2 separate regions of the Homo sapiens genome follow, and region 2 is linked to region 1. A link is an interaction called in ENCODE POLR2A ChIA-PET data of the cell type or tissue named here. Cell type or tissue: PC-9. All regions are shown on one strand. Links, peaks and the distances in the headings refer to the core of each region. The heading gives the core; the rest is flanking DNA.

Evidence for each region. ChIA-PET counts read pairs that join two places held together with the same protein. Peaks named below come from ENCODE experiments on the same cell type or tissue, not always from the same donor. Only the 100,000 strongest peaks of a DNase experiment are listed, where the experiment ranks them.
Region 2: POLR2A ChIA-PET joins it to region 1 with 17 read pairs; 2 of 35 experiments call an interaction of 5 or more read pairs at or near these places.

What each region holds. Positions count from the first base shown.
Region 1 is chr19:21,799,367-21,814,882 of GRCh38, forward strand. ZNF43 (zinc finger protein 43) reads right to left here. Exons shown (of 4, transcript NM_003423.4): 4 at 5,580-10,441. The coding sequence ends at 8,241. It also overlaps the pseudogene BRI3BPP1. Among named protein-coding and RNA genes, the nearest start is that of ZNF43, 29 kb to the right of the region's middle. In PC-9, for the core only: no CTCF peak of the experiment used is centred there; no DNase peak of the experiment used is centred there.
Region 2 is chr19:21,486,373-21,501,888 of GRCh38, forward strand. LINC00664 (long intergenic non-protein coding RNA 664) reads left to right here. Exons shown (of 11, transcript NR_037194.1): 3 at 3,293-3,398; 4 at 4,031-4,142; 5 at 4,837-4,939; 6 at 6,894-7,475; 7 at 7,748-7,959; 8 at 8,722-8,835; 9 at 10,280-10,350; 10 at 11,827-11,977; 11 at 14,899-15,516. Among named protein-coding and RNA genes, the nearest start is that of LINC00664, 10 kb to the left of the region's middle. In PC-9, for the core only: no CTCF peak of the experiment used is centred there; a DNase peak (open chromatin) is centred at 6,849.

The sequences.
Region 1 (15,516 bases), core at 4,179-12,178:
CACAGGTTTGCAGTGATTTTGGTTTTTGTCTTCTCAAAAGAAAGTATCTAGCCAAGAGACAAAAAGCAAATTTGAAGCAAAAGTTGGACTTTATTGAAAGAAAGCAAAGTAGCTTTGGAAAGGGACCAAATGGGTGACTTAGAGATCAAGTGCCCTACCTGGCCCTTGGCTCCAGTTTCTTACACATTCACTTATTTTCTAGTATTATGGACTCCTCCCCTGGTCCCTTTGGCATGATTAATGCCTCACTGTTGCTTGTGCGGTACTTGCCAGCAGTAGGGAAGTCGTCTGCATGCTTCATGAGTGTTCTGAGGTTCTATGCTTGCTCTATTGGAGATATTATTTTTACCAGTTGAGCACCTCCAGAGAAAGGCATATATTGGTTAAACTCCACTATTTTGCCTCTCACTGTCCATGCTTGGATGGTCTTGCCAAATTTTTGAGATTTTATTAAGTTGTTGCCCAAGCACTCAAAATGTTTTCTATTTGTTAGAAGGGTGCCCCTACTTGTCACCAGCTGAGACCACTTATCAATCCTGAGGTGACCACCTGATAATCACTTGACATTCCTGGGGCACATTCCCAGGGCCTCTACCTTACCCAACTCATCACTATCTGACTACCTGCTCTAACTGGGTAATTGGATATTCTATTGCCTGTGAAACTTTTGGTATCTAAAACTTTTACCAGTCAATATATACAGCCCATCAACTTTCTTCACTTTAATTGTAATATGAGTTTCATTTTCTTTTGCTGATACAGTAGTTAAGATTTTATTTTATACTTACTCATTTATTAATTTTGAAAGCATTATAATTAAAATAAAATTTATATGGCTGCCATCTAATATGTTTGTAGATGTTAGCCAAAAGTCTGGCACGGGAAAAGAAGGAGAAAAAAAAGTAGCAGGAGGGAGTTTTTATCTTTCTAAATGATTATATGTGCCTCCTAAAAGGTGTTTACCTATAAATTATAGGTGGTGGCAGCAGTAGCAGACAAAGGTGTGGTATGCAGCCCTTGATCATTTCAATGCTGCTCCTGTTGAGCCCATGGCAACCCAGCCCTGTGTGTAGCCCTCATCCTGCACTATGTCATCACATCCCCCCTGCTGGCATGGGCACATGAGCCTCAGGCAGACCGCAGGTGCGGGGCCTGAGCTGGCCTCTCCTGCTGTTGCTACTGCTGCTGCTTGAGCTGCTGGCCTCAGGAGTGCAGGAAACATGGGGTCACTGGGGAACTGAGAACAGCCACACTGGCATAGTCGACACCTTTTGCTGGAGCATCCATAGCCTGTTGTGAAAAGGCAATATCTGCTGCTCAAAAGATCTTGACCTGGCTCACCAAGAAGTTTGTGTTGGGAGTACATATGTTTCTACAGACATTGTGGAGAGTCTAGTAAGAGGTTTTGGATGTTCTTGGACTTGACATCTCCAACCTGTCCCAGCATTGCAACCCAGCCTCAGTGGCCAGCAGCCTAGCCTAGGCCCTTCTTTTGGTCAGTGCCAGCTGCTTGGCCTACTGATTCTAGTTTCTGACCCTGGACATAACCTTCAAAGCACTGCATCTGGTGTTCAGCACTTCTTCTGGATCGTGTGGACCATCCTGTTCTCCAGGTCCTGCAAGCACATTCTGCACAAGGATAAGGGTGAGGAATGAGGTGCTCCCTGTGCTTCACAGTAAAGTCCACCTTATGACCTGGCCCATGGGCTTTTACAGGCATGGCAGCTCTACTGTAAATAAGAAGCTGGAGCACCTGAGAACAAGGTCAGACTTTTCAACATTTGCCTCAACAGGGGGCTAAAAATTCTCCACTGCTCCAAAGAAGCGTAAAGGTTAGCCAACCATAAGTGCCAGTTTCTTTTTTCTTTTTTTTTTTTTTGAGACGGAGTCTCACTCTGTCACCCAGGCTGGAGTGCAATGGCGCGATCTTGGCCACTGCTACCTCCACCTTCTGGGCTCAAGGGATTCTCCTGCCTCAGCCTCCTGAGTAACTGGGATGACAGGCATATGTCACCACGCCCAGCTAATTTTTGTATTTTTAGTAGAGGCAGGGTTTCACGATGCTGGTCAGGTTGGTCTCAAACTCCTGACTTCAAGTGAACTGCCTGCCTTGGCCTCCCAAAGTGCCGTTACAGGCATGAGCCACCACACCTGGCCCATCAGTGCCAATTTCTACCAGTGCACTGTCTCAAAAAAACAAAATGGAGGGAAAAGAACAAACACCAGACCCCAAACAAAAAAAAAATGGCTGAGCAAGTAGGGGCAAATAGTAAAGATTTTTTTTTTTTTTTTTGAGACTGAGTCTCACTCTGTCACCAGGCTGGAGTGCAGTGGGGCAATCTCGGCTCACTGCAACCTCAGCCTCCAGGGTTCAAGCGATTCTCCTCCCTGAACCTCCTGAGCAGCTGGGACTACAGGTGCGCACCACCACACCCAGCTAATTTTTGTATTTTTAGTAGAGACGGCATTTCACCATGTTGGCCAGGATGATCTCCATCTCTTGACCTCGTGGTCCGCCAGCCTCACCTTCCCAAAGTGCTGGGATTACAGGCGTGAGCCACCGCACCCAGCCGCAAAGATATTTTTATCCTTTTATTAGTTCTTGGGACAGCTCTTTTTATTCCCAGAAGAATAAAAACAGCATTTGTGTAGATCTACACATGAAGTGTCATTAGTAGAAAAGCGTTTTTAAACAATGTATATAACCACATTTGTCTGTAAAGTAAGAGAAATTTGTGAGTAGAGAATAAAGTTAACTTTTCCTAGCATTTAAATATATTTTTGAAAGGGTAATTCATAAAGGCAGATTAAAGCTTCTTAAAACTTTACACTGAGGAAAGAATATGCTAATTTGACATTTTAGAAAAGTTTAAATGCAGGCCGGGCGCGGTGGCTCATGCCTGTAATCTCAGCACTTTGGGAGGCTGAGGTGGGCGGATCACGAGGTCAAGAAATCGAGACCATCCTGGCCAACATGGTGAAACCCCGTCTCTACTAAAAATACAAAAAATTAGCTGGGTGTGGTGGCATGCACCTGTAGTCCCAGCTGCCCAGGAGGCTGAGGCAGGAGAATTGCTTGAACCCGGGAGGCAGAGGTTGCAGTGAGCCGAGATAGTGCCATTGCACTCCAACCTGGTAACAGAGTGAGACTCCATCTCAAAAAAAAAAAAAAAAAAAAAGTGTAAATGCAAGTGTTTGTTTTTGCAGCTTAGGGTTTGTTGGGTAAGATCTGTGCAAATTATATTGACTTAGTTCGTGAATGTTGTCATTTCTAAATGTGGACAGTTGGGCTGGAGGATTAAACTCAACCTCTTTTGAATTCTGGTGGCCCTCTGCCAACACTCCATCATTCAGATTTCTAAATGAAACAATTATTTTTAGAAGACCTAAGATTTTTTTCCCTCTGTACTTTGATGTATTTTAACCTCAATATTTTGAATAGGAAAAGGAATGGAAGAGATGCCAAGGGGTTTGATGCCAAGAGCTATCTGGGTAACCGCTGAAGATCATTCAAGACTCAATTTAAAGTCCAAATGTTACTGCTAGCCAGCTAGGCCTATATACAAAAGCTATATCCTGGAAGGCTTTTTGTTGGTTTCATTTTGGTTTTGGTTAATGCGGGACATGAGAAGGAAAACAAACAGTAGTGGCTAATGACATTCTCAAATCTATTGCTGCTTAGAAAGCATTCTCACGAACAGTAAGCAGCAACAGACAAGCCTTGGAGAAAATCTGAATGGTTTTCTTTGAAATACTTATAGTAGGGTTGTTAGGTGCTTTTTCTGAGGCCTATTCTGCTCTCATTTTAGGTGGCCTCTATCAGCAGAGACTGAGACATACATAGTGGACAGCTGTGAGGACCCTGGGCAAGGGAGATTCAGAAGGCATGGGTCAGGGACTGGTGGAAACACTAGTCTGCTAGAACTCATTAGGAAGTGAAGCCCAGCATTTGCATAATGCAGCTGTGAAGGCGTCTGGTGATCATAAATGTCTCCATGGCCCTTCTCAGCCCACCAATGTGCTCCAGCAGCCACTCACACAGCCCTGCATGCAGGTTTGTAGGTAGTCCTGTCAGATCTGCTAGAATCAAGACCTTATAGTCCAGGTCTCAGTTTGAAGAAAACAGCTGTCTACCCACTCTTGTGAAAAGATTCTGTGAAATTTAACTTTGCATTGCAAGTGTTTGGGAAACAGGTGTAGATTTCTTTGAGGATGCTTACAAAACTACAGTTGTTTTTTTTGAGATGAAGCCTCACTGTCGCCCAGGCTGGAGTGCAATGGCGTGATCTCGGCTCACTGCAACCTCTCCCTCTGGGGTTCAAGTGATTCTCCTGCCTCAGCCTCCTGAGTAGCTGGGATTACAGGTGCATGCCACCACGGCCAGCTAATTTTTGTATTTTTACTAAAGATAAGAAAAATGTTCTCTCCACAGTAAGAATCAATATTATTTCATCACTGATATTTTCCGTCTCTGACTTGAAGCTACCAACTAACTCCAGCAGAAATGTTTTTGGCTTATTATGGACAATCTGTTACACAGCAAGCACCATCATGCTTGTTCACTATATTTATGTATAGAAACATCCTCATAAGGCCAGGCGCAGTGGCTCATGCCTGTAATCCTAGCACTTTGAGAGGCTGAGGTGAGCACATCACAAGGTCAGGAGATGGAGACCATCCTGGCTAACATGGTGAAACCTTGTCTCTACTAAAAATACAAAACAGAAAATTAGCTGGGCATGGTAGTGTGTGCCTGTAGCTACTCAGGAGGCTGAGGCAGGAGAATTGCTTGAACCTGGGAGGCAGAGGTTGCAGTGAGCCGAGATCATGCCACTGCACTCCAGTCTGGGTGACAGAGCAAGACTCTGTCTCAAAACAAAACAGAACAAAAAAACTTCAGAACTTATGAAGCCTCCCTAGTATTTACCTGAACTAATTAGCTCAATAAATTTACATATGTCAATTATAGAAAGTGAAATGAACAATAGCTAAAGTAGGTTTATATAGAAGTCTCCAATTAAATAAACAAAATCGAATATCCTAACTCAATATAACTTAAAACACTAATTGTGGAATTGCACCTAAAAATTATTTTGTGTGCACAACTAAATTTCATAAAAATCATTCTTATAATCCCCAGTGAGCTTACATAATACCTCATAAACTATAAAAGAAAAAATAATAAAAAAGAAAATTATGGGTCTAGCATGAGTACCAAGCAAGTAAAAAAAAAGTTTGCATGGGGAGATTCTGAACCATAAACCATAAGATCTTACAGTAATGAATTCAATAGAAAGCAGACAGTATAGATTTCCTTTCAGCATTTTTGAGGTTTTTAGTTTTCTAGTAAATTAGTCACCTTATTAAAATTACTTGTTTTGCTTCAATATTGATTTTTTCTTCCTAAAATAGGTAGACACTCATACAAGAACAGTTACTTACTCCATAATTTTCTTACACCTAAGGTTTATCTTTAGAGTAATGTATGTGTATATTTAACCCTATGTAAGTCAAAACTAAAACTCTGTATGTGTTTCAGGCAGAGCGGCCACATAGTCAAAGAAAAATATATACCAATGTTTATTCATGACTCAGGAATGTATGGACTTTATTTATACTTCTATATAATTTTTATAATTAAAATGACCCTGTAGTCAATAACAATTTAATTGTACATTAAAATAATGAAGTGTAGAATTGGCTTGTAATACAAAGGATAAATGCTGAAGGTAATAGATACTTTATCCTGATGTGACTAATACATATTATATGCCTGTATCAAAACATGTTATATATTGCATAAATATATACACATTTGGCCAGGTGCAGTGGCTCATGCCTGTGGTCCCAGAACTCTGGGAGGCCGAGGCAGGCAGATCATGAGGTCAGAAGATCGAGACCATCCTGGCCAACATGGTGAAACTCCATCTCTACTAAAAATACAAAAATTAGCCTGGTGTGATGGTGGACGCCTGTAATCCCAGCTATTCGGGAGGCTGAGGCAGGAGAATCACTTGAACCGGGGAGGTGGGGGTTGCAGTGAGCCAAGATCATGCCACTGTACTCCAGCCTGGGTGACAGAGCGAGACTCCATCTCCAAAAAAAAACCCAAACAAGTAGTGGGCGCCTGTGGTCCCAGCTACTTGGGAGGCTGAGGCAGGAGAATGGAGTGAACCTGGGAGGCGGAGCTTGCAGTGAGCCAAGATCGCGCCACTGCACTCCAGCCTGGGCGAGAGCAAGACTCTGTCTCAAAAAAAAAAACCAAACAAACAAAAAAAATTATGAATAGCACAAAGAATAAAATAAGGTAATTAAAATCATACTATGTACCCACAGAAATTAAGAACAGTAAGTTTAAATAAGACAAAAAAGAATATTTAACCTATAGAAAAATATTCTTTAACTTATTTGCAGTTGAAAGCCACTGGTGAAATAGATTAATAGAAATGTTAGTCCATTATGTTACCAAATAGTATATTGTTACCATCTTTTACATACACTCTTGAGTAAGGTGAAATAGGTTAAAGTTAGAAGCATAATAATGCTTCATTGAATGTACAATGGTCTTAACACATTTTTTTAAAAGTTATATTTACATGTAATCTAAAAATTTAAAAATGTACATTTAATTACATAAAATTACAATAAGTAAAATGACTTACTAATTTAACCAATTTTAACTAAAATAAAAAACTTTTGTCACTATAATGCAGAAGAATATTACTCTGAAAACCTATCTCCTGCATCACTCCTTTATAAGTTAACCACAAAGAGCCTCTCCAGTTACATTTTCATCACGCATCTTTTTTTTTTTTTTTTTTCTTTTTGAGATGGAGTTTGACTTTTGTTGCCCAGGTTGGAGTGCAATGGTATGATTTCGGCTCACTGAGACCTCCACTTTCCAGGTTCAAGTGATTCTCCTGCTTCAGCCTTTGAAGTAGCTGGGATTATAGGTGCCTGGTAAATTTTTGTATTTTTAGTAAAGACAGGGTTTCACCATGTTGGTCAGGCTGGTCTCAAACTCCTGACCTCAGGTGATCCACCGGCCTCAGCCTCCCAAAGTGCTGGGATTATAGGCATGAGCCACCATGCCTGGCTGCATCTTACACTTTAATATCCTTACTGTTCCATAAAAAATGTTTTAAATAATGCCCACCTAATAAAAGAATCTCTCATATCTTTGGTGCAGCAACAATTGGTCACATGCTTTCACATGTGAATATAGCAGGAATGAAAAAAGAGCATAAAGTTATTTGAGAGTTTAATTACATCATTATTCACTAATTTAAAAATCAGTAATTTTTTCAAGATAAAAGTATACTTTAATTGTAATTATAACTGAAAATCTTCTACTTCTTTTAATGTTATATACAAATAATTTATCCACCAAGTTTTATTTTGTGTTGTTTTCTGTACTTAGCACTGATTTAGTGTAATGTCTGAAGTGTCCGCGCCTTAGATATTTCTACTGTGAATTCTCAGATATTTACATAAACTTAATTTCGGATTAAATTTTTTTCATTTTTACTGCATCTGCAAAAACATATTTTAGTATGAACCCTGTGGTGTTTTCTATGCTGTGGTTTTTTTAAAAATGTTTTTCCAAACTGATTACATTTGTAGGGTTTTTCTCCAATATAAATTCCCTGATGTTGAATAAACTTTGTACTATCAACCAAGCATTATAGACCCTCATGTTTTATAAGCTGTAGTTTTTCAAAACTGTTTTTACAAATTTATTACATTTTCCAGGGGTTTTTTCCAATATAAATTTTCTGATGTTGAACAGTATTTGAGCAACTGCTTCAGGGTTTTCTTTAGTACAAAATGTGTACAATAAGATCTGTGATGCAAGTAATGGTACTACAACCCTCTTAATATTTGTAATGTTTGTCTTCAGAATGAATTATCTTCTTCACTTTAAAGGCTTTTATTTTCTGAAAGATCTTTTGACACTAGTTGCATCTATAATGGTTTTATTAAGTACAGACTCTCTGATGTTGAGTAAGATATGAGCACATATTAATGGCTTTTCCACATTCTTTGTGTATATACCTTTTTCCAAGTAAAAATTCTTTCCTGTGCAATAAGGTACGAGCATTAATTAAAAGTTTTGCCACATTCTTCACACTTGTAGAAGTTTACTCCAATGTAAATTATCTTACCTACAATCAAGTGTGACAACCATGTAAAGCCTTTATCACATTCTTTACATTTCTAGAATTTCTCACCAGTATAATTTATTTTATGTTTGAAAAAGTTTGAGGTGTTGTCAAAATCACTGTCACATCTTCAGGTTTGTAGAGTTTCTCTCCAGTATGAATTTTGTTATGTGTAGTAAGGTTTGAATATTGGTTGAAAGCTTTGCCACATTCTTTACATTTGTAGGGTTGCTCTTTAGTATGAATTCTCTTATGTGTATTAAGGTGTGAGGAATAGTTAAATGCTTTGCCACATTCTTCACATTTGTAGGGTTGCTCTCCAGTATGAATTTTCTTATGTTCAATAAGGTTTGAGGATCGGTTAAAAGCTTTGCCACATTTTTCACATTTGTAGGGTTTCTCTCCAGTATGAATAATCTTATGTGTAGAAAGGGTTGAGGACAGTTTAAAAGCTTTGCCACATTCTTCACATTTGTAGGGTTTCTCTCCAGTATGAATTATCTTATGTTTAGTAAGGGTTGAGGACCACTTAAAGGCTTTGCCACATTCTTCACATTTGTAGGGTTTCTCCTCAGTGTGAATTATCTTATGTTTAGTAAGAGTTGAGAACTGGTTAAAAGCTTTGCCACATTCTTCACATTTGTAGGGTTTTCCTCCAGTATGAATTTTTTTATGTGTAGTAAGGTTTGAAGATTGGGTAAAAGCTTTGCCACATTCTTCACATTTGTAGAATTTCTCTCCAGTATGAATTTTCTTATGTGTAGTAAGGTTTGAGGATTGGGTAAAAGCTTTGCCACATTCTTCACACTTGTAGGGTTTCTCTCCAGTATGAATCCTCTTATGTTTGGTAAGGATTGAGAAATGGTTAAAAGCTTTGCCACATTCTTCACATTTGTAGGGTTTCTCTCCAGTATGAGTTATCTTATGTTCAGTAAGCTTTGAGGACCACTTAAAAGCTTTGCCACATTCTTCACATTTGTAGGGTTTCTTTTCAATGTGAATTTTCTTATGTTTAGTAAGGTTTGAGGACCGGCTAAAAGCTTTGCCACATTCTTCACATTTGTACGGTTTTTCTGCAGTATGAATTCTCTTATGTGTAGTAAGGTTTGAGAACTGGTTAAAGGCTTTGCCACATACTTCACATTTGTAGGGTTTCTCTCCAGTATGAATTCTGTTATGTTTAGTAAGGGTTGAGGGCCAGTTAAAGGCTTTGCCACATTCTTCACATTTGTAGGGTTTCTCTCCAGTATGAGTTAACTTATGTTCAGTAAGCTTTGAGGACCACTTAAAAGCTTTGCCACATTCTTCACATTTGTAGGGTTTCTTTTCAGTATGAATTTTCTTATGTTTAGTAAGGTTTGAGGACCGGCTAAAAGCTTCACCACATTCTGTACATTTATAGAATTTCTCTGCAGTATGGATTCTCTTATGTGTAGTAAGGTTTGAGAACTGGTTAAAGGCTTTGCCACATTCTTCACATGTGTAGGGTTTCTCTCCAGTATGAATTCTCTTATGTTTAGTAAGAGTTGAGGGCCAGTTAAAGGCTTTGCCACATTCTTCACATTTGTAAGGTTTCTCTCCAGGATGAATTTTCTTATGTTCAGTAAGGTTTGAGGATTGGTTAAAAGCTTTGGCACATTCTTTACATTTGTAGAATTTCTCTCCAGTGCGAATTATCTTATGGGTAGTAAGGATTGAGGACTTGTTAAAAGCTTTGCCACATTCTTCACATTTGTAGAGTTTGTATCTAGTATAATTTTTTTTATGTGTAGTAAGGCGTGAGGACCAATTAAAGACTTTGCCACATTCTTCACATGTGTAGGGTTTCTCTCCAGTATTAATTCTCTTATGTTTAGTGATGATTGAAGGGCAGTTAAAAGCTTTTCCACATTTTTCACATTTGCAGAAATTCACTCTGGTATGAATTATTTTATGTTGAGCTAGATGTGGAAGCATGCAAAATGATTTGCCACATTCTTTGCATTTGAAAAGTTTTTTTTCAGTATGGCTTATCTTATGTCTGTTTGAATTTGAAAATTTATGAAAGGCTTTCACACATTTATCAAATAGAAATATTTTGCTCTGGGTAGCTGGCAAACATTGGTTAAATCCATTATAACCTCCTCTGTGCACCTTACACTCATCCACACTTTTATGGTCTTTTTTTAAATGTACATTTTTATGTTCACAGTTTTTATATCTTCTCAGTGTCGCTTTTTGGAAAGGATCTTTTATATGCTGCTCTGGCCAAAAGTCTTGGGTAAAATGAGAACACATAACTGAAAAAAATAAAAATAACAAATTATTCCACTTGCTAGACTCAGAGATAAATATACTTTATGTAACATATAAAATCACACAAGCTACATAAGCAAGATGTCATAGAAAAATACCACAGGCCCTAATTTATTTATAGACATATAAATGTAACAAAAACATACTGATCAAATCAGTGAAAAATTTACAAATAAGTGTGTGCAGTGCCCCAGGTGAGTCCAATGCAAAGAGCCACATAGAAGGAAAATATAAATTGGTTACATTTACCCAACACAGCTTTTTCTGCTCTCCAACATAACATAGTGCCTTTAGAAGTAAATTGCCAACTCCAATTATTTTGCATATAGCGGAATACCTGAGAGTGGATAATTTATAAAGAAAAAAGGCTTATTTTGCTCACAATTTGGCAGACTGTACAAGAAGTGTGTGTCAGCATCTGTTTCTGGTGAGGGTCTCAGGAAGCTTACTGTTATGGTAGAAGGCAAAGAGTAACTGGAAATGTCACATGGTAATAGGGAAAGTGTGAGGTGAAGGAGCCAGGTTCTTTTAATGAACCAGCTCTCTTTTGAATTAACAGAGTGTAAACTTTCTTATTACCAAGACTATGGTGCCAAGTCATTCATGAGGAATTCACCTCCATGACAAAAATACCTTTTTCCAGATCCCACATCCAACACTGAAGATTATACTGCAGCATGAGGTTTGGAAACATGGACATCCAAACCATATCACAGACAAAGGAGACTTAACAGACTCATACAAACCTTTCCAGTAAAAAGCAAGACAATATACAATATTCTTCTTTGCATCTTGTGTATTCTGCTAGGATAAATACCAAGTCTTATTAAATTTAAGAATACCAGCTGGGTGCAGTCGCTTATGCTTATAATCCTAAAATTTTGGAAACAAAAGTAGGAGGATCACTTGGGGCCACAAGTTTGAGACCAGCCAGGGCAACATAGTGAGACTCTGTCTCTACAAATAATAATAAAAAATTAGCCAGGGATGGTAGTGCATGTCTGTACACCCAGCTACTTAAGGGGCTAAGGTTGACTTGAGCCCAGGAGGTTGAGGCTGCAGTGAGCCAAAATCATGTCACTGCACTCCAGCCTGGGCAAGAGTAAGATCCTGTCTCAAAACAACAACAACAACGACGACGACAAATAAATTTAAGAAGACCAAAATTATACACTGTGTTTTTCGACCAAAATTGCATAAAACTAGGAATTAAAAGCAAAACTGGCAAATCCAAAAATATATCAAAATAAAACACACTCTTCAACATATTCTTGCTCAAGGACCGAAGAATTTAACTTTTCCAAAGTTGTCAATACAAGCTACAGTGGTGAACTAATTCAATATAATCTCTACATAAAATTCAATGGTACAATTTTTCACAGAAATATTCTTCACAATTTTAAAATTTGATTAAAAACTATAGCCAAGCCAGGCATGGTGGCTCACACTTGTAATCCTAGCACTTTGGGAGGCCAAGGCAGGTGGATTTCCTGCTGAGCTCAGGAGTTCGAGACCAGCCTGGGCAACATGGTGAAACCCTGTCTCTACTAAAATACAAAAAATTAGCTGGGCATGGCTATATGTGCCTGTAATCCCAGCTACTTGGGAGGCTGAGGCAGGAGAATTGCTAGAACCCAAGAGGCAGAGCTTTCAGTGAGCCAAGATCATGCCACTGCACTCCAGCCTGGGCAACAGAGCGAGACTCTGTCTCTAAAAAAAAAAACAAAAAAAAAAAACTATAGCCAAGCAACTATGAAAACAATAAAGAGGCATTATACTTTCTGATTTCAAAACATATTAAAAGCTACAATAACAATGTGGTACTGACACAAAGACAGATAAGTAGATGAAAGAACAGAATAAAGAGTCCTAAAATGAACCCTTCTGTGTATGATCAAATGAACTTCTACAAAGTTGCCATGAGGAAGCAATAGAAAAAAATCTCTTCAAAAAATGATGCTGAAACGTGGATACCAACACTAATAAAATAAAGTTGGATAATTTTCTTGAATTATATATACAAATATTTTAAATAAAACACATAGAAAAAAGGAACTAACAAATCTTTTAAAAAGAAATATGGAAAAAAGACATGACATTGGTCTTGGCACCATTTTCTTAGACACAACCTTAAATGCATGAACAGCAAAGAAAAGAACAGAAAAATTTAACTACACTATACCTCGAAATTACTGTACATCAAAGAAAACATTCAATAGAGAGACAATGCCTCCTAGAAAATGAGTGAAAGTATTTGTAAATCACATGTGATATTCCTTAATATTCATAATATACAAACAACTTTTTTTTTCTTTTTTTTTGAGACGGAGTCTCACTCTGTCACCCATGCTGGAGTGCAGCGGGGCGTTCTCAGCTCACTGCACACTCCATCTCCCGGGTTCACACCATTCTCCTGTCTCGGCCTCCCGAGTAGCTGGGATTACAGGCGCGCACCACCACGCCCGGCTAATTTTTTATATTTTTAGTAGAGACAGGGTTTAACCATGGTCTCGATCTCCTGACCTCGTGATCCGCCCGCCTCAGCCTCCCAAAGTGCTGGGATTATAGGCGTAAGCCACTGCTCCTGGCCTATAAACAACTCTTAAAACTAACAATAAAGTTGAATAATCTGATTTGGAAATGGACAAATAATTGAACTAAATTTTTACCAAAAATATACACAAATGGGAAGAAGCATTTAAAAAGACACAAAATTACAATTTGTAGAGAAATGCATAAAAATCACAATGAAAAACAAAATCACCTATCACCCATTTAGAATGGCTACTATAAATTTTTTAAAAATACAAAATCTGTTGATGATGCAATAAAAATAAAACCATCCAGGTAGGTACAGTGGCTCACATCTTTAAACCCAGTGCTTTGGGAGGCTGAGACAGGTGAATCACCATAGGTCAGAAGTTCGAGATCAGCCCGGCCAACATGGCAAAACCCCATCTCTACTAAAAACACAAAAATTAGCCGGGCATAGTGGTGGGTGCCTGTAATCTCGGCTACCCTGAGGCTGAGGCAGGAGAATTGTTTGAACCTGGGACATGAGAACAAATCACTGCACTTCAGTCTGGGTGACAGAGTGTGACTCCATCTCAAAAAAAAATAATAATAAAAAATTACAAATTAAAAAAAAAAACCTATGTTGACTGTTGATGGAAAACAAGGAGGCCGAGGTGGGCAGATCGCCTGAGGTCATAAGTTCGAGACCAGCCTGATCAACATGGAATAACTCCATCTCTACTAAAAATACAAAATTAACCAGGCATGGTGGCACATGCCTGTAATCCCAGCTACTCAGGAAGCTGAGGCAGAAGACTCACTTGAACCCAGTGGGGCAGAGGTTGCAGTGAACTGAGAGCACGCCATTGGACTCCAGCCTAGGCGACAAGAGTGAAACTCTGTCTCCAAAAAAAAAAAAAAATTATAAATGTTTCTCAGATACTTAAAAATGAAATCATCAAATACAAAAATCTCATTTATGAATCTATATTCATAACAGAAAATGCAGGACCTGAATGACATATGAACATCCATATTTTTTGTATCAGTATGCACAAAAGCCAAAAGGCTGAAGAAACTTAGATGTCCCTTGATTTATAAATACATCAAAAAATTAATATAGATCTACAATGTAATATTATTCAGCCTTCAAATAGAAAATCTTGCCTCATTTTAAGATAAATTTTGAGAATATTATGTCACCTGAAATTAGCAAGTAATGAAATTATGGATACCATATGACTCAACTTATTTGAGATATCTTAAGTAGTCACACTCATAAAATCAGCAAGTAAAACGCTGTTTGTCAAGCGCTGAAAAGAGGGCAAAATGAGCACTTGTTACTTAATGTGTATTTAGTTTCACAGGTGTAAAATTTCTAGAAGTTTTTTGAATAACAATGTAAATATTTTTATCATGAGTGAAAAGTACTTTTTTTTTTTTAAGACAGGTTCTCACTTTGTCACCCAAGCTTAAGTACAGTGGCACAATTATGGCTCACTGTAGACTCTAACTTCAAAGCTCATGTAATCCCTCCCCCTCAATCTCCCAAAAAGCTTGTACCATGGGTGCATACCACCATGCCTGGCTATTTTCAAAAATTATTTGTAGAGAGGGAATCTCCATATATTGCCCAGACTAGTCTCAAACTTTGGCCTGAAGCAATCCACCTGTCTTGGCCTCCCAAAATCCTGGGATTACAGATGTGAGTCACCATCATGCCTGAAATGTACACTTCAATAGATTTAAGATGGTAAATTTCATGTTACATGTTTTTACAACACTAACATTAAAAAAAAACAAAAAAATACAGCATTATAAACTTTTTAAAAAATTACCCTCAAATTACAAAAGTGTTTCTCTCATACAAAGAAAATATACATTCATCATTAAACACATGGTGAAAATAGACTATTTCCATGACTACTAACTTAGAGAAGACAAAACAACCATTAAAAATTAGCTAAAAAATAATATATACAAGATAAGCTTTAACCAAAATTGGGGTCATATATTTATAAACACACACACACATATATAATATGATTGTGATAGACATTTGGTGATTGATCTCTTTTTTTTTTTTTTTCTGAGATGGAGTCTTGCTCTGTCGCCCAGGCTGGAGTGCAACGGCACGATCTGGCTCACTGCAATCTCCACTTCCCGGGTTTGAGCGATTCTCCTGCTTCAGCCTCCTGAGTAGCTGGGACTACAGGTGCGTACCACTATGCCCGGCTAATTTTTTGTATTTTTAGTAGAGACGGGGTTTCACCGTGTTAGCCAGGATGGTCTCATCTCCTGACCTTGTGATCCATCTGCCTCAGCCTCTCAAAGTGCTGGGATTGCAGGCGTGAGCCACCGTGCCCGGCCAATTAAAGCCCAATATGGGATTTAATTATCTCTTAATTAAAGCATACAGAATTGAAAATTGTCTGAAATTATAATACATAGGTAAAACCAAAAAACACAATAAACTGATGTTAAGAAACCTACACTGAAGAAATACACTAATATGAAACTGGAAAACAATAATAAGAGAAATGTT
Region 2 (15,516 bases), core at 2,457-10,456, 310 kb before region 1:
AGGGGGATTTGGCAGGGTCATAGGACAATAGTGGAGGGAAGGTCAGCAGATAAACAAGTGAACAAAGGTCTCTGGTTTTCCTAGGCAGAGGACCCTGTGGCCTTCCGCAGTGTTTGTGTCCCTGGGTACTTGAGATTAGGGAGTGGTGATGACTCTTAACGAGCATGCTGCCTTCAAGCATCTGTTTAACAAAGCACATCTTGCACCGCCCTTAATCCATTTAACCCTGAGTGGACACAGCACATGTTTCAGAGAGCACAGAGTTGGGGGTAAGGTCATAGATCAACAGGATCCCAAGGCAGAAGAATTTTTCTTAGTACAGAGCAAAATGAAAAGTCTCCCATGTCTAATTCTTTCTACACAGACACAGCAACCATCTGATTTCTCAATCTTTTCCCCACCTTTCCCCCTTTTCTATTCCACAAAACCGCCATTGTCGTCATGGCCCATTCTCAATGAGCTGTTGGGTACACCTCCCAGACGGGGTGGTGGCCGGGCAGAGGGGCTCCTCACTTCCCAGTAGGGGCGGCCGGGCAGAGGCGCCCCTCACCTCCCGGACGGGGCGGCTGGCCTGGCGGGGGCTGACCCCCACCTCCCTCCCGGACAGTGTGGCTGCTGGGCGGAGACGCTCCTCACCTCCCAGACGGGGTGGCTGCCGGGCGGAGGGGCTCCTCACTTCTCAGACGGGGAGGCTGCCGGGCGGAGGGGCTCCTCACTTCTCAGACGGGGCGGTTGCCAGGCAGAGGGTCTCCTCACTTCTCAGACAGGGCGGCCGGGCAGAGACGCTCCTCACCTCCCAGACGGGGTCGCGGCCGGGCAGAGGCGCTCCTCACATCCTAGACGGGATGACGGCTGGGCAGAGACGCTCCTCACTTTCCAGACTGGGCAGCCAGGCAGAGGGGCTCCTCACATCCCAGACGATGGGCGGCCAGGCAGAGATGCGCCTCTCTTCCCAGACGGTGTGGCGGCCAGGCAGAGGCTGCAATCTCTGCACTTTGGGAGGCCAAGGCAGGCGGCTGGGAGGTGGAGGTTGCAGCGAGCCGAGATCACGCCACTGCACTCCAGCCTGGGCACCATTGAGCACTGAGTGAACGAGACTCTGTCTGCAATCCCGGCACCTCGGGAGGCCGAGGGTGGCGGATCACTGGCGGTTAGGAGCTGGAGACCAGCCCGGCCAACACAGCGAAACCCCGTCTCCACCAAAAAAACACGAAAACTAGTCAGGCGTGGCGGCACGCGCCTGGAATCGCAGGCACTCGGCAGGCTGAGGCAGGAGAATCAGGCAGGGAGGTTGCAGTGAGCCGAGATGGCAGCAGTCTATGCTGACATACTCTTATGCCTTGACACTGCCCCTAGAAGGCATGGTGATTGATTGCTGGGCCCAGAACCAATGTGATGTGAGTCTCCTGCCTGGACCCTGCCTACAAGGTGCATTGTGACATATCTCTGGGACCTTTAACTATTTTATGTGACTCTCCTCTCTTACCTGGATGTTGCCCAAAAAGAGATTGTGACATAAATTTGGGCCCAACACATAGGTGATGTGACTCTCCTCTCCTGCCTCTTCCTTGCCCACTGAAGAGTGAATGACTTATTGCTGAATTCAGCACACAAGTGATGGGATTCTTCTGCCTGCTCACAGAAGTCATTGTGACATATATCTGGGCCTATCACTGAGGTTATGTGACTCTTTTCTTCCTGGAACCTGTCCACAGTGGGGAGTGTCACATGTTGCTTGGCTCAGAACCTACATGATGTGATTCTCTTCTTATGCCTGGGCCCTGCCCACTGGAGTGATTTTGACATGTAGCTGGGCCCAGCCCCAAGGTTATGTGACTCCACACATCTTCCTGAGCCCTACCCACAGGGGGCATTGTGTCATATCTCTGAGACCTTCAATGAGGTGATGCGACTCTTTTGTTTGGGCCCTCTTCTCAGGATATTGTGACATTGCTGAGCCCAGCATCTAGGTGATGTGACTCTTCTCTACTGTTTGGTCTCTACCCAAAAAGGGATTGTGACATATCACTCTGTCAAGAACCTAGAAGAGGTGACTCTCCTCTCCAGCCTGGGACCTCCATACAGTGTGTATTGAGACATATCACTGGGTCCAACACCTAGATAACGCAACTCTCCTGCATGGGGCCTGCCCATAGGGGTATTATGAGCCATCTTTCTATTAATCACCTAGGTGATGTGACACTCCTCTTTTGCCTGGGCCCTGCCAAAAAAGTATTGTTACATATCACTGAGCCCAGCAGCTAGGTGATATGACTCTTCTCTCATGCATGGGCCCTGCAAACTGGGGTGTTTGTTACATATAGCTGGGCCCAGCCCCTAGGTCATGCGATTCTTTTTTTTCCTGAGCCCTACCCACAGTGAAAACTTTGACATATTTTTGGGCCCATCATTTATGTGATGTGACTCTTGCATGGGCCCTCCCCACAAGGGGTAGGGTGACATATTGCTGAACCCAGTACGTAGGTGATGTGACTCTCCTTTATGGATTGGGCTTTGCCCAAGCAGGGATTGTGATGTATTTCTGGGCCCACCACCTAGCTGTTGTGATTCTTCTCTTCTGCCTAAGCCCTGCATACATTGTGTATTGTGACATATACCTGGATTCAGCACCCAGGTGATGCAACTTTATGTCATGAGAACTGCCTACAGAAGTATTATGACATATCTCTTTTTCTTTTTCTTTTTTTTGAGACAGAATTCGCTCTTGTTGCCCAGGCTGGAGTGCAATGGTGTGATCTTGGCTCACGGCAAACTCCACCTCCCGGGTTCAAGTGATTCTCCTGCCTCAGCCTCCCGAGTAGCTGGGATTACAGGCATGTGCCACCATGCCCAGCTAATTTTTTATTTTTTTTTAGTAGAGACGGGGTTTCTCCATGCTGGTCAGGCTGGTCTCAAACTCCCAGCCTCAGGTGATTCGCCCACTGTGGCCTCCAAAAGTGCTGGGATTATGGGCATGAGCCACTGTGCCTGGCCGACATACCTCTTTTTCATCACCTAGATGATGTGACCATTTTATTTTCCATGTCCCTGGCATATTTTGGGTATAGTGACATATCATTGAGTTCAACACCCATTGGATGGGGTTATCTGGGAGATTTAATTCCCCTCTTCTGTCTGCACCCTGACCACTAGGGATTGTGACGAATCACTGGTCTCAGCAATCAGGGGATTTGTTTTTTTTGCCTGGTCCTCGCCCACAGAGAACATTGTAACATATCTCTGGTCTCAGCACTCAGGTGATGTGACTCTTCTGACTGTATTCTGCTTTCAGGAGGGGATTGTAGCATATTCCTAATGGAGCACCAAGGTGATGTGACACTGCTGCCTGGTCCCTGCCCTCAGAGAAGATTGTGACATATCACTGCCCCGAAACCCAGGTGATGTGAGTCTACTGGTCGGTCCCTATTCACTGGTGGGATTATGATGCATATCTTGGCCCAGCTTACAGGTGCAATGATTGCTTTCATACCTTGAAACAACCAATAGCAGATACACTGTCTCTCATAGCCAGAGTTAGGAAAATGGGTAATATCTTGGGTCTCCTCTTCGTGTGAAAGTCATGGAGAATCTCTCACATACTGTGTAAAGTTGTCAAAAGGTACAGCGGATGTCCTAACAGAACTCAGCACACAGGTGAGGTTGTGACACTCATATGTATGACCTGCCAACAGTAAATATTTCATCCTTCCATATAAACATAGCTCACAATTCAGATTCTGAATATCACACCCAGAGGCAGTCAAATGTTGGAAAATGGAATCTCATATGTGAATTCGCTCCATGCGGGGGTTGGCATCTTTCAGACCAAGATTCGGCACACCTGTGAGTCTGTGACTCCACTAAGGGGACACAGTTTGCAGGAGGGATTGAGGTTCTTATACATGGATCCAGACCATCATTGAGATTGTGACTCATTTACTTAGACTCAACATACAGGAAGTGTTAGATCTCATACCTAGAACAAGAAAATGTGTGGAATTGTTAATCTTATGCTTCGACCTTCATGCAGGTGTGATTGTTACATACACCTCTGCCCAGCACCTGAGTGATTTGACTCTTCTGCTTGGGCCCAGCGTACAGATGGGATTGTGCCGCATTGCTGGACCCAGCACTTAGGTGATGTGAGTCTATTCTCTTGCCTTATTGCTTTTCACGGAGGGCATTGAGACATCACTGGGCCTAGTGCCCAGGTGACGTGACTTTCCTCTACTTCCTGGGCTTTTCCCAAGAAGGGATTGTAATATATTGCTGGGACCAGAACCTAGGTGATGTGACTCTCCTCTCCTGCCTGGTTCCTCTTGCACATATTGTGACATGTGGCTGGTCCTGATACCTTGGTGATGTGACTCTCCTGCATGGGACTTGCCCACAGAGGTATTACAACATATATTTTCATTCATCATCTAGGTGATATAATTCTCCTCTTCTGCCTGGCCCTGCCAAAAAGTGGGAGATTATGGCAAATCACTGAACCCAGCACCTAGGTGATGTGACTCTCTTGTTTGGCCTGGGCCTCTCATGTTTTGGGTATTGTAAAATATCACTAGGCCCACCACCTATGGGATTGCATGCTCCTACCTTGGCTTTGCCCACAGGGACCTTGTGACATATATCTGCACCCATGACCTAGAAGATGTGACATTTATTTTTTGCCTGCACCCTGCCCTGCACAGGAATGATTGTGACATATCCTTGGAACCAGACACCAGGTGATGTGGCTCTTCTGCCTCTGTCTTGCCCACAGGGAGCATTGTAACATAGCGCTGAGCTCAGCACCCAGGTGATGTGACTCTGTTGCCTGTGCTGTGCTTTCAGGACAGAATTGTAACATATCCCTGGCTGAGCACTCAGGTGATGTGACACTCCTGCTTGGCTTCTTCCCTCAGCAGATTATGAGATATCCATGGCTGAAATCCAGGTGATGTGACTCCCCTGCTAGCTCCCTTCTTATAAGTAGAATTGCGACATAGGCTGTGGTCAGCTTACAAGTGTGATGATGACTCTCATGTCAGCTTACAAATGTCATGATGACTCTCATGCCTCAAGTCAGCTATTAGAAGAAATACTGGCCAGGCACGGTGGGTGGATCACCTGAGGTCAGGAGTTCGAGACCAGCCTGACCAACATGGAGAAACCCCTTCTCTACTAAAAATACAAAAAAAATTAGCCGGGCGTGGTGGCGCATGCCTGTAATCCCAGCTACTTGGGAGGCTGAGGCAGGAGAATCGTTCCATTGCACTCCAGCCTGGGCAACAAGAGCGAAACTCTATCTAAAAAAAAAAAAGAAGAAGAAATACCTTTCATAGCTCAGAAAAATGAGCGACATCCTGGGTCTCTCTTTGTATGAAGGTTATAAAAGATTGCCACACCCCCACACGTAGTATAATGCCCTCAAGTGTTAGAGTGTGTCATCACAGGGCACAGCAAACCTCACCAACCATTAGTATTATCACCCTCACACATGGAAAGAGCCCGCTGCTGAGGTCTTGAATCTCACATGCAAACAGTCCACAGTTGGAATTGTGACTGTCATATGTGAGCATCCAGCCACAGTTGGGATGGTGACACATTTCTAAACTCAAAATCATAGGCAGATGAGGTCTCTACTATTTGGATCCAGCCAATTGGAGAAATGTTGACTCTCACACCTGGGCTTAGGGCCACAGGTATGGTCATGGGGGCATATAAACATGAAGGGGTCAGAGTGAATTGTGACCCACATTCATACTACATAAAGCCCCTTGGGTAGTATAGAGAGTGTATTAACAAGGCCCAGCACACAGGGGAGATGTTGACAGTTGTATGTACACCCACCCAACAGTATACATCATCATTTCCCCACATGAACACAGCCCACTTCTGGGGTTCTGAATCTCACACCTATAGGCAGTCAAAGGCTGGAAACTTGACTCTCATGTGGATTCAGTCCACAGGTGGGTTGGTGACATTCAGAGCAAGATTCAGCACACCTATGTGGCTGTGACTTTACTATTTATACGTGGCGTGCAGAAGGAGTTGAGGCTGTTGTGCACAAGTTCAATCCACCGTTGAGATTGTAACTCCTGTTCTTAGACACAACATATAGGAGGTTAACACCGGGACATGTGTGGGATTGTTAATGTCATCCCTGGACCTTCCTGCAGTTTTAACTGTGACATTTTTCTTTTCTTTTTTTTTTTTTTGAGATGGAGTTTCACTCTTATCACCCAGGCTGGAGTGCAATGGCACAATCTTGGCTCACTGCAACCTCCGCCTTCCGGGTTCAAGTGATTCTCCTGCCTCAGCCTCCGAGTAGCTGGGATTACAGGCATGTGCCACCACGCAGGGCTAATTTTGTATTTTTAGTAGAGACAGGGCTTCTCCATGTTGGTCAGGCTGGTCTCAAACTCCTGACCTCAGGTGATCCACCCGCCTCGGCCTCCCAAAGTGCTGGGATTACAGGCGTGAGCCACCGTGCCCGGCCCAATTGTGACATTTTTCTATGCCAGGCACCTGAGTGATCTGACTGTCTTGTCTGGGACCAGCCCACAGGTGGGATAGTTCTGCTGAACCCAGAACTGAGGGGATGTGACTCTTCTTCTGTCTTGGTGCTGCTCGTAGAGGACATTGTGACATCTCACTGAACCTTGCACTTAGTTGATGTGAGTCTCCTCTCCTGCCTTGGCACTGCCTACTGGGGCATTGTGACATATCTCTGGGCCTACATCCAGGTTATATGACTCTCATGCCTGTGCCCTCACCACATTGTGACATATTGCTGGGTCCAACACCCTGGTAATGTAACTCTACTGCCAACAAGGAACATTGTGGTATTTTTTTCACCCATTACCCAGGTGATGTGACTCTCTTCTTTTGCGTTGTTCTGCTCACAGGGGGAATTGTGACATATCACTTGGCCCAGTACCAAGCAAGTGTGACTGTTCTATTCATCATAAGTCCTGCTTTCAAGGGAGATTGGGACATATTGTGGGGCTCAACACCAATGTGACATTACTGTTTTGCCTTGGCCCAGACCTTAAAGGCACTGTGACGTATTGCTCGGCTCAGCAACAAGGTGACGAGAGATCCTGTGTGGACATTGACAACAGAGAGCATTGTGACATATCTTTGGGAGCATCAGCTATTTGATGTGACTCTCCTTTTATACCAAGGCTTTGCTCATAGGGGAGACCGTGATGTATCTTCTGGCCCAGAAATCAGGCGATGTGTTTCTCCTGCCTGAGCTTTGCTCACAGGGAGCATTGTGACATATCACTGAGCCCAGCACCCAGGTGATGGGACTCTACTGCCTGTCCCCTGCTTTCAGGAGGAAATTGTAACATATCTCTGACCAAGCACCCAGGTGATAAGTCTTCTGCCTGGTGCCTGTTCTCAGGGAAGATTGTGACATATCCCTGGCCCAGCAACCAGATGATGCAGATGACGTATCTCTCCTGCTCACTCTCTATCCACAGGTAAGATTATGACATATAATCACGCCCAGCTAATTTTTGCCTTTTAATAGAGAAGGGGTTTCGCCATGTTGGCCAGGCTAGTCTCGAATTCCTGACCTCAGGTGATCTGCCCACCTTGGCCTCCCAAAGTGCTCAGATTACAGGCGTGAGCCATGGTCGCTGGCCTAGGGAGTGTGACTTTCTTTTTGCTGCCTGTTCTCTACTCAACGGGGTAATTGTGACATATTGCTGGTCCCAGCTCCTAGCTGATGTGACTGTTTTCTTTTTCCTAGGTTCTGCCCACAAAGGAGATTGTGGCATACTGCTGGGCCTAACACTAAGGTGATGTTACTTCTCTGCTTTGGCTATGTCCTTAGAAGGCATTGAGACACACTGCTGGGCCCAGCACCAAGATGATGTGAGTCCTCTGCCTGAACCCTGACCACAGGGAGCATTGTGACATATTTCTTGACCCACTGCAATCTCTCCTATGGACAAAGCCCAGGTAAATGCCCTATTTTACCTATGTGATGTGACACTCCTCTTCTGCCTGGGCCAAGCACACCAGTGATGTAATTATTCTGCCTGTTCCCTGCACACAGGAGTCACTGTGCTATATATTTGGGCCCATCACCTAGATGATATGACTCTCCTCTTCCAGGGTTTGTCCTCAGTGAGAATTGTGATATATCGCTTGACGTAGCTTCTATGTGATGTGGCTCTTCTCTCATGCCTGGTCCCTTCCCTCTGGGGTGATTGGAACATAAAGCTGATCCCCACAGCTACGTAATGTGACTTTCCTGTTTATAAGCCCTACCCACAGGGGGCATTGTGACATATCTAGGCCTCTCACCTAGGTAATATGACATTTATGCCTAGGGGGTATTGTGAAATATTACTGGACCAAGAACTTAGGGGCCCACAGGAGGCCTTTGTTACATATCTGTGCATCCATTACTTTGGAGGTGTGACTCTCTTCCATCTGCACCATGCCCATACAGAAAATTGTGACACATCTCTGGGTTCAGCAACCAGGTGGTATATCTTTTGTGCCCAGGCCTTGCCTGCAGAGAGACATAGCTGGGCCCACTACCCAAGTGATGTGACTTTGATGACTGTGCCTTGCTTTCAGGAGGGAATTTTAGGGCAACAGAACCCTGGCCAGGCAACCAGGCGATATGCCTGGTTTCTTCCCTGGAAAAATTGTGATATATTCCTGACCCAGCACCCAGGCGATGTTATTCTCTCATTTGCTTTCTACTCACAGGTTGGATTGTGACATATACTTTAGCCCAGCTCACAGTTGTGATAATGACACTCATACTGACAAATCAGTCAGTAGGAGAGATACTGGCACTTGTAGCTAAACTTAGAGAAACAGGTAAATTATTGGGGTCTTCTCTAGGTAAGAACATTATAAAGCATAACCATTCTTTCACAGTTTGTATAAAGTCTTTGGATGGTACAGAGTGTCATCACAGGGTCAAGCACACAGGTGAGACTGTGTTTCTCATATGAACAACCTACCAAATGTTGGCAAACCTACCAACACCCTCACACATGGACAGAGCTCACTGGAAAGATCCTGAATTTCACACGTGGATGCAGTCCACAGTAAAAATTGTGACTGTCATATGTGATCATGTGACCACAGTCAAGATGTTGACTCATTTCAAAACAAAGCTCATAGGCAGATGAGGACTCTTCTCTCTGGTCCTAGCCAATTAGAGAGATGTTGACTCTAACACATGGGCTTAGGTCCATAGCTACGATTATCAGTTCATACTAGAACAGAATTCTCAGAGCAAATTGTGACTATCATGCATATTGTATAAAGCCCTCAGATGGTAACAGAGAGTTTTGTAACAGGGCCCAGCACACAGGTGACATTGTGATACTCATACACACACTCAGCCAACAGTAAAGATTGTCATCTTTTCATATGAACACAGTTCATTGTTGAAGTTCTGAATCTCACACCTAGAGATAGCCAAAAGTTGGAAAATTGACTTTCACACATGGATTCAGTCCACATGTGGGCTGGTGACTCTCAGACCAAGATTCAGCGTATCTGTGAGGCTGTGAGTCCACTAAGGGGACACAGTCCACTGCAAAGATTGAGGCTGTCATGCAGGTATCCAGTCCACCATTGAGATTGTGACTTGTGTATTCAGACTCAACATACAAAAGGTGTTGACTCTAATACCTAGAAATGGGACATGTGTGGAATTGTTAATTTTTTTTTTTTTTTTTTTGAGACGGAGTTTCAATCTTGTTGCCCAGGCTGGAGTGTAATGGTGCGATCTCGGTTCACTGCAACCTCTGCCTCCTGGGTTCAAGCGATTCTCCTACCTCAGCCTCCTGAGTAGCTGGGATTACAGGTGCCCACCACAATGCCTGGCTAATTTTTTGTATTTTTAGTAGAGATGGGGTTTCACCATGTTGGCCAGGCTGGTCTTGAACTCCTGACCTCATGTGATCCACCTGCCTGTCTCCCAAAGTGCTGGGATTACAGGTGTGAGCCACCACACCCAGCAGGATTGTTAATTTTATCCCTACCTTTTCCTTCAACTGTGACTGTAACATACACCTCTGCCCAGCACCTGAGTGATTTGACTTTTCTGCTTGGTGCCTAGTCCACAGATCAGATTGTGATACATTGCTGGACCTAACACTAGGTGGTGCGACTCTGTACTTTTGCCTTGGCACTGCCCACATGGGACATTGTGACATATCACTGGGCCCCTCACCCTGGTTATGTGACTCTCCTACCTGTGCCCTGCCTTCATGGGTCATTGTGACATATTGCCATTTGCAACATCCAGGTTATGTAACTCTCCTTGCTGGGTCCTGCCTACAGGAAGCTTTATGATCTATCTGTGTATTCATCATCCAGGTAACGTGACTCTTTCTCCCAGGTCCCTGTTCAAAGAAAGGATTGTTACTTATCAATGGGCCCAGTGCCTTAGCTGATATGACTCTTCTACCTATATTCTGCTTACAGTGTACATTGTGACATACTGCTGGGCTGAACACCAAGGTGATGTTACATTTTTGCCTTGGCGTTTCTTTTCATCAAGCATTGTGACATATTGTTGGGCTCAGAACCAAGGTGATGTGATCCTTCTGCCTGAACCTTGCTCAAGAGTCAACACCTTTTGCCCAACAAGAATAGTGACATATTTGTGAATCCATCGTCTATGTGATGTGACTCTCTTACTTGGATTTTTCCTATAGGAGAGATTGTGACATATCACAGGGCCCAGCATCTAGATAATGTGACGCTTCTTTCCTTCCATGGCCATGCTCCCATAAAAGAGAGTGACTTATCCCTGGGATCAGCCCACAGGCTATGTAATTGTTCTGCCTAGTCCCTGTCTACAGGGGTTATTGTGACATATCTCTTGGTCCCGTTCTTCTTCTCCCTGGGACTTGTCCACAGTGGGAATTGTGACATATCACTTGGCCCAGCACCTATGTGATGTGACTCTTTTCTCATGCTTTGGCCCTGCCCACTGGTTGGTTGTGATATGTAGTTGGGCCCAGCTCTTAAGTCAGGTGATCTTTCTCTTCCTCCTGAGCCCTACTCTCCCAAGACCAGCTAGGTCATGGAGACCCTAACCCAGCGGAGCTAGAGGAATTAAAGACACACACACATAGAAATATAGCATGTGGAGTGGGAAGTCAGGGGTCTCACAGCCTTCAGAACTGAGAGCCTCAAACAGAGATTTACCCACATATTTATTGACAGCAAGCCAGTGATAAGCATTGTTTCTATAGATTACAGATTAAAAGTATTTCTTGTGGGAAATAAAGGGATGGGCTCTGGCTAGTTATCTGCAGCAGGAACATGTCCTTAAGGCACAGATCTCACAAGCTATTGTTTGTGGTTTAAGAACGCGTTAAGCAGTTTTCTGCCCTGGGTGGGCCAGATGTTCCTTGCCCTCATTCCAGTAAACCAACAACCTTTCAGCATGGGTGTCATAGCCATCATTAACAAGTCACAGTGCCGCAGAGATTTTGTTTATGGCCAGTTTTGGGGCCTGTTTATGGCCAGATTTGGGGGCCTGTTCCCAACACTACTCACAGGGGACATTGTGACATATCTCTGGGGCTCTCATCTAGATGATGTGACTTTTCTGCCAGGGCTCTTTTCTCAGAGGATACTGTGACATTTCTTGACCTAGAACCTAGGTGATGTGACTCTCTTCTGCTTGGGCTCTGCCTGAGATGTGACTTTTTTTTTTCCCCTGGGCTTTGCATACATTGTGTATTCTGATATATGACTGGGTCTAAGACCCAGGTAATATGACTCTAACTCATGGGTTCTGTTCAGAAGGGTATTATGACATATCATTTGTTCCTCACTTAGGTGTTATGACTCTCGTCTTTTCACTGGAACCTGCCAAAAAGGGTGATTGTGACATATCACTGGACCCAGCACCTTGGTGATGTGACTCTCCTCTCCTCCTTAGGCCCTGCTTACATTGTGTCTGTTGAAATACGGCTGGTCCAACACCTAGGTAATGTGACTCTCCTGCATAGGCCTTGCTAATAGGGGATGTATGACATATGTTTTGTTTATCACTTAAGTGATGTTACTCTCCTTTTCTTCCTGAATCCTGTAAAAGGTGGGGGATTGTGACCCTATCACTGGACCCAGCACATAAGTAATATGAGTTTCCTGCATAGGCTCTGTTCAGAAGGGTATTATGACATATCTTTTTGTTCATCACTTTGTGACTTGTCTTTTGACTGGAACCTGCCAAAAAGGGTGATTGTGACATATTGCTGGACCCAGCACCTAGGTGATGTGGCTCTCCTTTTTTTCTGGGCCTCACATATTTTGGGTATTGTGATGTATAGCTGGGCTCAACACCTAGCAGTTGGGGAGCTCCTTTCTTGACCATTCCCACAAATGACATATCTCTGCTATGACCGCCTATGACACATGACCTAAATATGTGACCCTTCTTTTCTGCCTGTACCCTGCTAACAGAGAAGATTGTGACAAATTGCTAAGTGCATTGTATCTTGTGCTAACCTTCTATCTCAGCCTGTGACCAAGAATGCCTAACTGCCGGGGAATGCAGCCCTGTAGGTCTCAACCTCAATTTGCCCAGCCACTATTCAAAATAGAGTCACTCTGGTTTAAATGCCTCTGACATTAAGATACACTGTAAAATTATGAAAAAAGTTGATTTGAATTTTAGCAAATGAGAAATGAAATAATTAGAATGGGCTATTCTGAAAGATATAGCATTAGTTATATTTGTGTTTGAGTTTTCTATTAACCTATATTTGTTACTTATGAATAGATACCTTGTTTTATTCTGTCTAAACAGATACACTAGGTGGGGTGCGGTGGCCATGCCTGTAATCCCAGCACTTTGGGAGGCCGAGGGGAGTGGATCACCTGAGGTCAGGAATTTGGGACAAGCCTGACCAACATGGCAAAACCCTGTCTCTACTAAAAATACAAAAATCAGCTGACCATGGTGGCGGGTGCCTGTAATCCCAGCTACTTCAGAGGCTGAGGCAGGAGAATTGCTTGAACCCGAGAGGTGGAGGTTGCAGTGAGCCAAGATCATGCCACTGCATTCCACCCTGGGTGACAGAGCGAGACTCTGTCTCAAAAAATAAGAAAAAATAAGCGGCCGGGCATGCTGGCTCACGCCTGTAATCCCAACACTTTGGGAGGCCGAGGAGGGTGGATCGCAAGGTCAGGAGTTCAAGACCAGCCTGGCCAAGATGGTGAAACCCTGTCTCTACTAAAAATACAAAAATTAGCCACGTGTGTTGGCAGGTGCCTGTAATCCCAGCTACTCGGGAGGCTGAGGCAGAGAATTGCTTGAACCCAGGAGGCAGAGTTTGCAGTGAGCCGAGATCTCACCATTGCACTCCAGCCTGGGTGACAGAGGGAGATTCTGTCTCAAAAAAAAAAAAAGGACATAAATTTAATGTTAAGTGTGGACTCATAAAGAATCTAGACAGCCACCAAGCCATTTGTTTATTCTTGATTTCTTAAAGCTTCCATTATTAAAAGCTCTGCATTCCATTACTCATCACAGAAAATAATCTAAATTAAATATGAATTAAGTTTGTGTGTGTGTGTGTGTGTGTGTGTGTGTGTGTGTGTGTGTGTGGTGATTATTCTAAATTACTAAACAGATTAAGGCCAATTTTTTTATGTCAAACATATAATTCTGAGAAACAATCAATACTTTATGTACATTTCTGTTACCTAATAGGCTATTTAAGCATTTATACAGAAATTTTATACAGTTGTCATTTTTAATGCATGTTTTCTGATAGTATAAAAGCTTTCTCATGCAAGAAGGCTGATGTTATAATAGTAGCTAAAAGAATATTAGAAAATATGTTTTTTTTTCATGGGACATTTCTGAAAGGTCTCTAATGATCAAGATACTTATTTCACTAGACAAGTTGTAAAACTGTTAAATAAGGTATTGTTCCTGGACCAAACTGAGAGTTGGGCTGCTATTTCTCATGGCCCAATAACGAGATGCAGATGAACTGGGGAGGAAGAGAGTTTTATTTCTGCAACCAGTTACAGGGAGAAGGCCTGGAAATTATCACCAGACCAACTCAAAATTACAACGTTTTCCAGAGCCTATATACCTTCTAAGCTATATGTCTACATGTAAGTGTGCATTCATCTAAAGAGATAAGTGATTAACTTCTTTTATTTAATCTGTAACTAAGGTCTGAGTCTTGAAGACCTTCCCCTGCAGCCTCAGTAAATTTACTTAATCTAAATGGGTCCAGGTGCTGGGGTAATTACCCTTATCTTGTCTCCTGCTAAATCACAGTGGTTTGGTGAATTCCTTCAGACCTCCAATAAACCTGTTTGTAGAGGCCTGGGGAATTTCTTCAGACCCCCAATAAAACTTGTTTAATCCTATAAGGCCCAAGAAAGGCCTAGGCGAAACTCTTGATGGGCTTTTGTTACATCCCAGCCTTTGTATAAGGTCACTGGCTTTTTTTTTTTTTTTAATTGAGACGGGGTCTCACTCTGTCACCAGGCTGGAGTGCAGCTGTACAATCTCAGCTCACTGCAAACTCCGCCTCCAGGGTTCAAGCCATCCTTCTGCCTCAGCCTCCCAAATAGTTGGGACTACAGGCACATGCCACCACGCCCAGCTAATTTTTTTGTATTTTTAGTAGAGACGGGGTTTCACCATGTTGGCCAGGATGGTATCGATCTCTTGACCTTGTGATCCGCCTGCCTCGGCCTCCCAAGGTGCTGGGATTATAGGTGTGAGCCACTGCGCCCGGCTGGTCACTGGCTTTTAATATTTAACTTAACCACTCAGTCAGTACTGAAACAGTTGTTAGTGAGGTCTGGCCTGCCACAGTATTACAGGTACAATAGTATTGAGCAAAGCTAACTAAATTGACTGGATTGCTTTTGTAATTGCAGATTGATGACAATCAGATTCACTTAGAGTGGAAAAAGTATGTTGGCCCTTATAAAATAGTCATTAGAAGGCCTATGTGCGTAATAGAACCTCATGTGTCTTCTGCTACTAAAGTCTAACATTACTAAATTCAACAAGGCTTTAATGCATTATGGCAAAGCACATTTTCACCAGGTGAGGAAAGCCTTTACTAGTCTACTGACTGAGGAGAGTAAAACCCTTTATAATCAAGAACCCAGAGATTGAATCTGCCTGCCACCTACACTGACGCAAGACTTCAAGACCTTGAACATTGGATTGATAATCTCACAACTTAGAAGGGCCCCTCCAAACTCTTGAAATTGTAAACCCATAGGAGATTTTAAGGTAAAGCTAACCAGGAAAGTTTGTCCTCAAAAGCAGATGGCCGTCTCCATGTAGATAGCTTTTTTCACAAGATCAAAAATCAAGACATCTCGTTATCATGACACTCTTAGTTCACAGTTTGTTTATGGTTCTACAAACCACAGAAATTTTAAAAAGTGGTCTCTTGTGTGCACTCATGGGGGTATACTTATATGTAGAGAATTTTGCAGCCAACATTATGTATGAGGAAACTTATTCCTTGAAAGGTAAAAGAA